Linked DNA regions of Mus musculus: region 2 is linked to region 1. A link is a loop called in an ENCODE intact Hi-C map of the cell type or tissue named here. Cell type or tissue: gastrocnemius. All regions are shown on one strand. Links, peaks and the distances in the headings refer to the core of each region. The heading gives the core; the rest is flanking DNA.

Region 1 (2,806 bases), core at 125-2,624:
AGAAAAAAAAAAGAAAGAAAGAAAGAAAGAAAGAAAGAAAGAAAGAAAGAAAGAAAGAAAGAAAGAAAAATATTACTAAGGTATTTACATAGGGGGGCTAGATACCTTGATTTTATTTTCTCTTATGTTGTCCTTGTAGTGTGTTTAACCAGATTTCCTCTGATACATCATCACTCTTCTGGAATAGGAGAGTTTACTTGGTTGCCTAGTCATCTGGGAGGTTGCTTCAGGCAGTAACCTTTCTTACAGGGAAGAGTTTCCGTGAGCCTGGTGGAAACGCTAAATGGCTCACCAGTGCCCTCTAGTGGGAATAATATTTCAGTGCCATTTAGCTAAATAACTCCTGTATTCCAACAAGCCAAGGTTATCCTCAAAGGCTGATTTCCCGTTGACTGTCATCCCTGCAGTCTGAGCGCCTGATGCCAGCCAGCATCAGGAGATCAGAAACCAGCTCTCAGATAGATCATGGTCTTGCTTTACCTAGACTAAACCCAGTGGCTGCAAGCCAGTGTGAACATTATCTGCTAGAAAGCAGGGGCTCCTAGATGCTCTTTAATAACCATTAAGAGAAAAAAAAAAAAGACAGCTTTCTTGACTAGTAAAGAGGTCTGGTGGTCAGGGGTGTGGACAGTAGAAAGCAGGTTGCAAGAAGACACAGTCATTCTAATCATGAAATCGTTACCTTTGTGTGGACTGGAGAGATGGCTCAGTGGTTAAGAGCACAGGCTGCTCCTCCAGGTTCCCTGGAGGATTCCCAACACCCACATGCTGGCTCAGGATCACAATTCCAGGAGATCCGATACCCTATTCTGGGCTTTCTGGGTACCAGGCATGCATATAGTATACCACACACACATGCAGGCAAAGCATTTATATACACAAAATAAAGTACATTTTTTTGTTGTTGATGATGTTGTTTGTCTTTTGAGACAGGATCTCTCTATTCCATAGCTCTTTCCTGGAGTCAGAGCTATCTTATCTATGTAGACAAGGCTGGCCTCACACTCATAGAGATCCATCTGTCTCTGCCTTTTCCTCCCTGAGTTGCTTTGGTCATGGTGTTCTATCAGCACAATAGCAACCTTAACTAAGACAAATAAAAATCTTGTTTCATTTTGTTTTGTTTTGTTTTTTTCAAGACAGGGTTTCTTTCTGTAGCCCTGGCTGTCCTGGAACTCACTCTGTAGACCAGGGTGGCCTCGAACTCAGAAATCTGCCTGCCTCTGCTTCCGGAGTGCTGGGATTAAAGGCGTGTGCCACAACCCCCAGCTTAGTTGTATTTTTTTTTTTAAGATTTATTTATTATTATATCTAAGTACATTGTAGCTGTTTTCAGACACACCAGAAGAGGGCGGCAGATCTCATTACTGATGGTTGTGAGCCACCATGTGGTTGCTGGGATTTGAACTCAGAACCTTCAGAAGAGCAGTCAGTGCTCTTAACCACTGAACCATCTCTCCAGCCCTAGTTGTAATTATTTCTATGTGTATAGGTGTTTTGCCTGCATGTGAGTCTGTGCTCCACAGGTATGCCTAGTGCCCACAGCAGCCAGAAGAGGTCATTGGATCTCCTAGAACTGGACTTCTAGATGTTTGTGAACCACTATGTGGGTGTTGAGAATTAAACCCAGATCCTCTTAACTGCTGAGCCATCTCTCCAGCACCTTTCAGCTTTATCTTAATCAGTTTGGAAATGGACTTGGGACTCCTGCCAAATAGATGAGAAGCCTGGAAGTTTAGTTTGGTTTGCTTTTTTTTTGGGGGGGGGGGTTACTGGGAATCAAACTCAGAACCCGATGCTTGCTATCTATCACTGAGCTGAGCCCCAGCCCTCTTTTCACATTTTCTTTTTGGTTTTCCTGAGACACTGTTTCTCTGTGTAGTCCTGGCTGTCCTGAAACTCGCTCTGTAGACCAGGCTGGCCTCCAACTCAGAGCTCCGCCCAGCGCTGGAATCAAAGGTCTGCTCCACCACCACCCAGCTTTCTTTTTACCTTTTTATTTTGAGACAGAGTCTTACTCAGTTGCCTAGGCTGGTCTTGAACTTGTAATCCTCCTGTCTCAGATTCTGAAGCCACTAAAGATGTTAAACCTGTGCCACCAGGAGAAGACAAAGCAAATCAGGCGACTAGAGCCAAAGGATGGGGGACACTCTGTTGGCCTAGGAGCTTGTTCCTAAACTCAAGCCTCAACTGTTGGATAGACTTGTCTAAAGTTTATGGCTCAAGATCAGGTATATGAGGCATATATATATATTTCTCTCTCTGCCTCCCTCTTCTTTTCTCCCTCCCTAACAACCAAAAGAATCCTTATTTGGCAAATGTATCAGTCAGGGTCCCAACTGAAAACAGATGGTGCACTCAAATTAGAATAATTTGAAGAGGGTTTATTCACAACAGTGTGGGTGGGTGTGGGGGAACTCAGAAGGGGTGGTGCGGTGACCCGAGGCTACAAACAGCTGAGGAACTGTCACTACCCTGAGGCCTGAGGGGATAGGGGAGCTGGTTACCTGATCCCTGAGGGAGAGAGGGCCTGCTCAGGAAGGCCAGTGACTGTCAATCAAGGCCCATTCCAGCCTGGGAAGGAAGAGCAATGAAAGGGGAAGCCCTCTGGCACCTCTTGCCTCAAACTCTCCTCTCATTGGCTGAGTTTAACCAGAGGGTAAAGGGGCCTGTTGGTGACACATCCTGACAGAACCAGACACAGACTAGAGCCAAGAGGAGCCAAGGGTGGACCTGAAGGAGTACACAGAGTACAGCTAGAGTTCCCAGAAAGGAGACAGCCTGCCTCGGGTCCCTCTCACAACCC
Region 2 (2,806 bases), core at 113-2,612, 54 kb before region 1:
AAAAGCCTACTACTTCTGAGGCCAGTCTCGGTGTCCAGAGTCGTCAAGGCAATGTTAATTATGGCACGTATAACCCCAAGCTCACTTGTCAGCGGAAAGGCTGTGCTGAGCCTGGCAGAAGTCTGCCCTCACGCTCAGAATCGCCATAAATGTGCAACGTATATTCCAACGAAAAACCTGGGGGAAAAAACAAAGGTAAAATAAAGTGAGTAACAGAACGGAATAGACATGAAGCCTTCAGAAAGAATAGATTCTCTAAGAAACCAAAACAGGTAAAACGTAACAAACATTCAGATAAGGGGGAGTGACATACATAACAAGATCTTAAACACCAACCAGTCTTAGAATCACGTCTAACTCATTCTTCGTTGTCTTGAGATCTTAAAAATTCATTCAAATCATACATTAAGGGTACTTGAAGAAAATTTCCTTCTATGGACTCTTTTTTAACTTCAGCTCACAAAACTACTGTATTTTTCTGCTTTTGTTGACTTGCTCTTTCACATGTACTCTGTTTAAAATAGGGTATCCATTTGTAAATAAGCTGAGGATAATCAACAAATTTTTACTTCAAAAATTTGATTTTATAAAAATCTTACGAACTGCTTCCCCAATTATGATATTAATCTATTAAGCACAGTCAAATCTTTTATTTTAGGACTAGAGATACAGTTCAGTTGGTAGAGCGCTTCCCTACATTACAAGCCTAGTTTGGTCAGCAGCATCTCATAAATTGGGTGTATGGCACATACCCAGTAATCCTAGCACCTGAATGGTAGAAGCAGAAAGATCAGAATTCAAGGCCATTCTTTGCTAAGTTTAGAACAAGCCTGGTCTACATGCACGCACACACACACACACACACACACACACACACACACACACACACACACACACACACTCGAGCATGCACACACAGACACACAAGAGCTGGTATAGTAAAAGGATTTGCCTCAAGTCACACAGTGAATTAACTGGGCCATGTGGCTGTTTTTACTGTATCTGTCTGTGGATTCAGCTTACATACATACCCATGCTCTCACATACATACATGCTCTCACATACATACCCATGCTCTCACATACATACATGCTCTCACATACATACATGCTCTCACATACATACCCATGCTCTCACATACATACATGCTCTCACATACATACCCATGCTCTCACATACATACATGCTCTCACTTCTGGTCCAGGTTTTCCTTTTCACATCACTACCTCAAGAGTACAAAATCAGCCAGGCATGACTGTGATCTCAGCACCCACGATGCTGAGACAGGGAAATGGCAATTCTTAGGCCAACTTTGTCTACACAGCTATATAGTGAGATAGGTAACTCTATCACAAATAATTTAAGTTTTGTTCCTCCCAAAAAAAATTTGGACTGGGCTGGAGAGATGGCTCAGAGGTTAAGAGCACTGACTGCTCTTCCAGAGGTCCTGAGTTCAGTTCCCAGCAACCACATGGTGGCTCACAACCATCTTTAATGGGATCCGATGCTCTCTTCTGTTGTGTCTGAAGACAGCTACAGTGTACTCACATACAATAAATAAATCTTTTAAAAAAAAGTTGGACTTAATGGCATACAACTTTAGTCTCATCTCTTGAGAAGCAAATGGAGTTCTGTATGTTTGAGGCCACCTTAGTCTACACAGGGAGTTCTAGGTCAGCCAGAGTTACATAGTAATCCCCTGTCTAATAAACATAATCCATAATTTTAGGACTAGAAAGATGACTCCGTGGTTGAGAAGGTAATCTGCTTTTGCAAAAGACTTTAAATTTACAACACCCACACTGAGCAGCTCACAACTACCTATGCCTTCAGTTCCAGAGATCCAAAATTTCTGGCTTCCAAGGATGCCAGCACACAAGTACACAGAGTTAAAAGTAGTAATAAAATAAACCTTTAAAATATAATTGTTTCTTTCCTTTGAATATTAATGGTTCTATGTATGGGTATTTTTGCCTGAATTATGTCTTTACATCATGTACCTAAAGTGATAGGTGAGTTACTTTGTGGGTACTGGGGTTGGAATCTGGTCACTCTGGAAGAGCAGTGAGTACACTTAACCAGCACTGACTGAGACATCTCTCCAGAACTAATTACAAAAACAAACAAACAAACAAACAAAAAACCAAAAAAACAAAAACAAAACAAAACAAAAAAAAAAAACCATTCTGGAGGCTACAGAAATGGCTCAGTATTAAGATTACTTGTTGCTTTTGCAAAAGACCTGGGTTTCACCAGGCAGTGGTAGTGCACGCCTTTAGTTCCAGCACTTGGGAGGCAGAGGCAGGTGGATTTCTGAGTTTGAGGCCAGCCTGGTCTACAGAGTGAGTTCCAGGACAGCCAGGGTGATACAGAGAAACCCTGTCTCAAAAAACCTAAAATCAACAACAACAAAAAACAAAAACAAAAACAAAAAAACAAAAAAAAGGCCTGGGTTTGGTTCCCAGCATCCTCATTGCAGTTAACTGTCTGTATGTAGCTCCAGTTCCAACAATCCAATCACCTCCTCTTGACCTCTCAGGCTTCTTCTGCATGCATGTGGGGCACCCCATCAAAAAAAGCTGGGTGGCACTGGCAGCAGCAGTGCAGGCCTTTGATCCCTTCCTCAGAAGGCAGAGGCAGGCCAATCTCTTGAGTTTGAGGCCAGTCTGATCTACACAGTGAGTTACAGGACAACCAGGGAGAAAAAAAGCAAACAAGTAGGAGCTATCTGAAGGTCAGTGATTCCACAGCATTCTCTCCAAGTATTACTGTAACAACACTAGTCAGAGACGTTGTAGCTTCTATG

The links. Peaks named below come from ENCODE experiments on the same cell type or tissue, not always from the same donor. Only the 100,000 strongest peaks of a DNase experiment are listed, where the experiment ranks them.
Region 2: it touches region 1 in a loop (2.6-fold over the local background); 27 of 42 quality-filtered maps call a loop at or near these places.

The regions. Positions count from the first base shown.
Region 1 is chr4:129,782,847-129,785,652 of GRCm38, reverse strand. No RefSeq gene overlaps it. Among named protein-coding and RNA genes, the nearest start is that of Ptp4a2, 36 kb to the left of the region's middle. In gastrocnemius, for the core only: a CTCF peak has its summit at 1,338 (motif pointing right); a DNase peak (open chromatin) is centred at 318; H3K27ac peaks cover 898 bases.
Region 2 is chr4:129,836,349-129,839,154 of GRCm38, reverse strand. Ptp4a2 (protein tyrosine phosphatase 4a2) reads right to left here. Exons shown (of 6, transcript NM_008974.4): 2 at 1-177. Among named protein-coding and RNA genes, the nearest start is that of 1700108I11Rik, 15 kb to the left of the region's middle. In gastrocnemius, for the core only: no CTCF peak of the experiment used is centred there; no DNase peak of the experiment used is centred there; H3K27ac peaks cover 1,388 bases.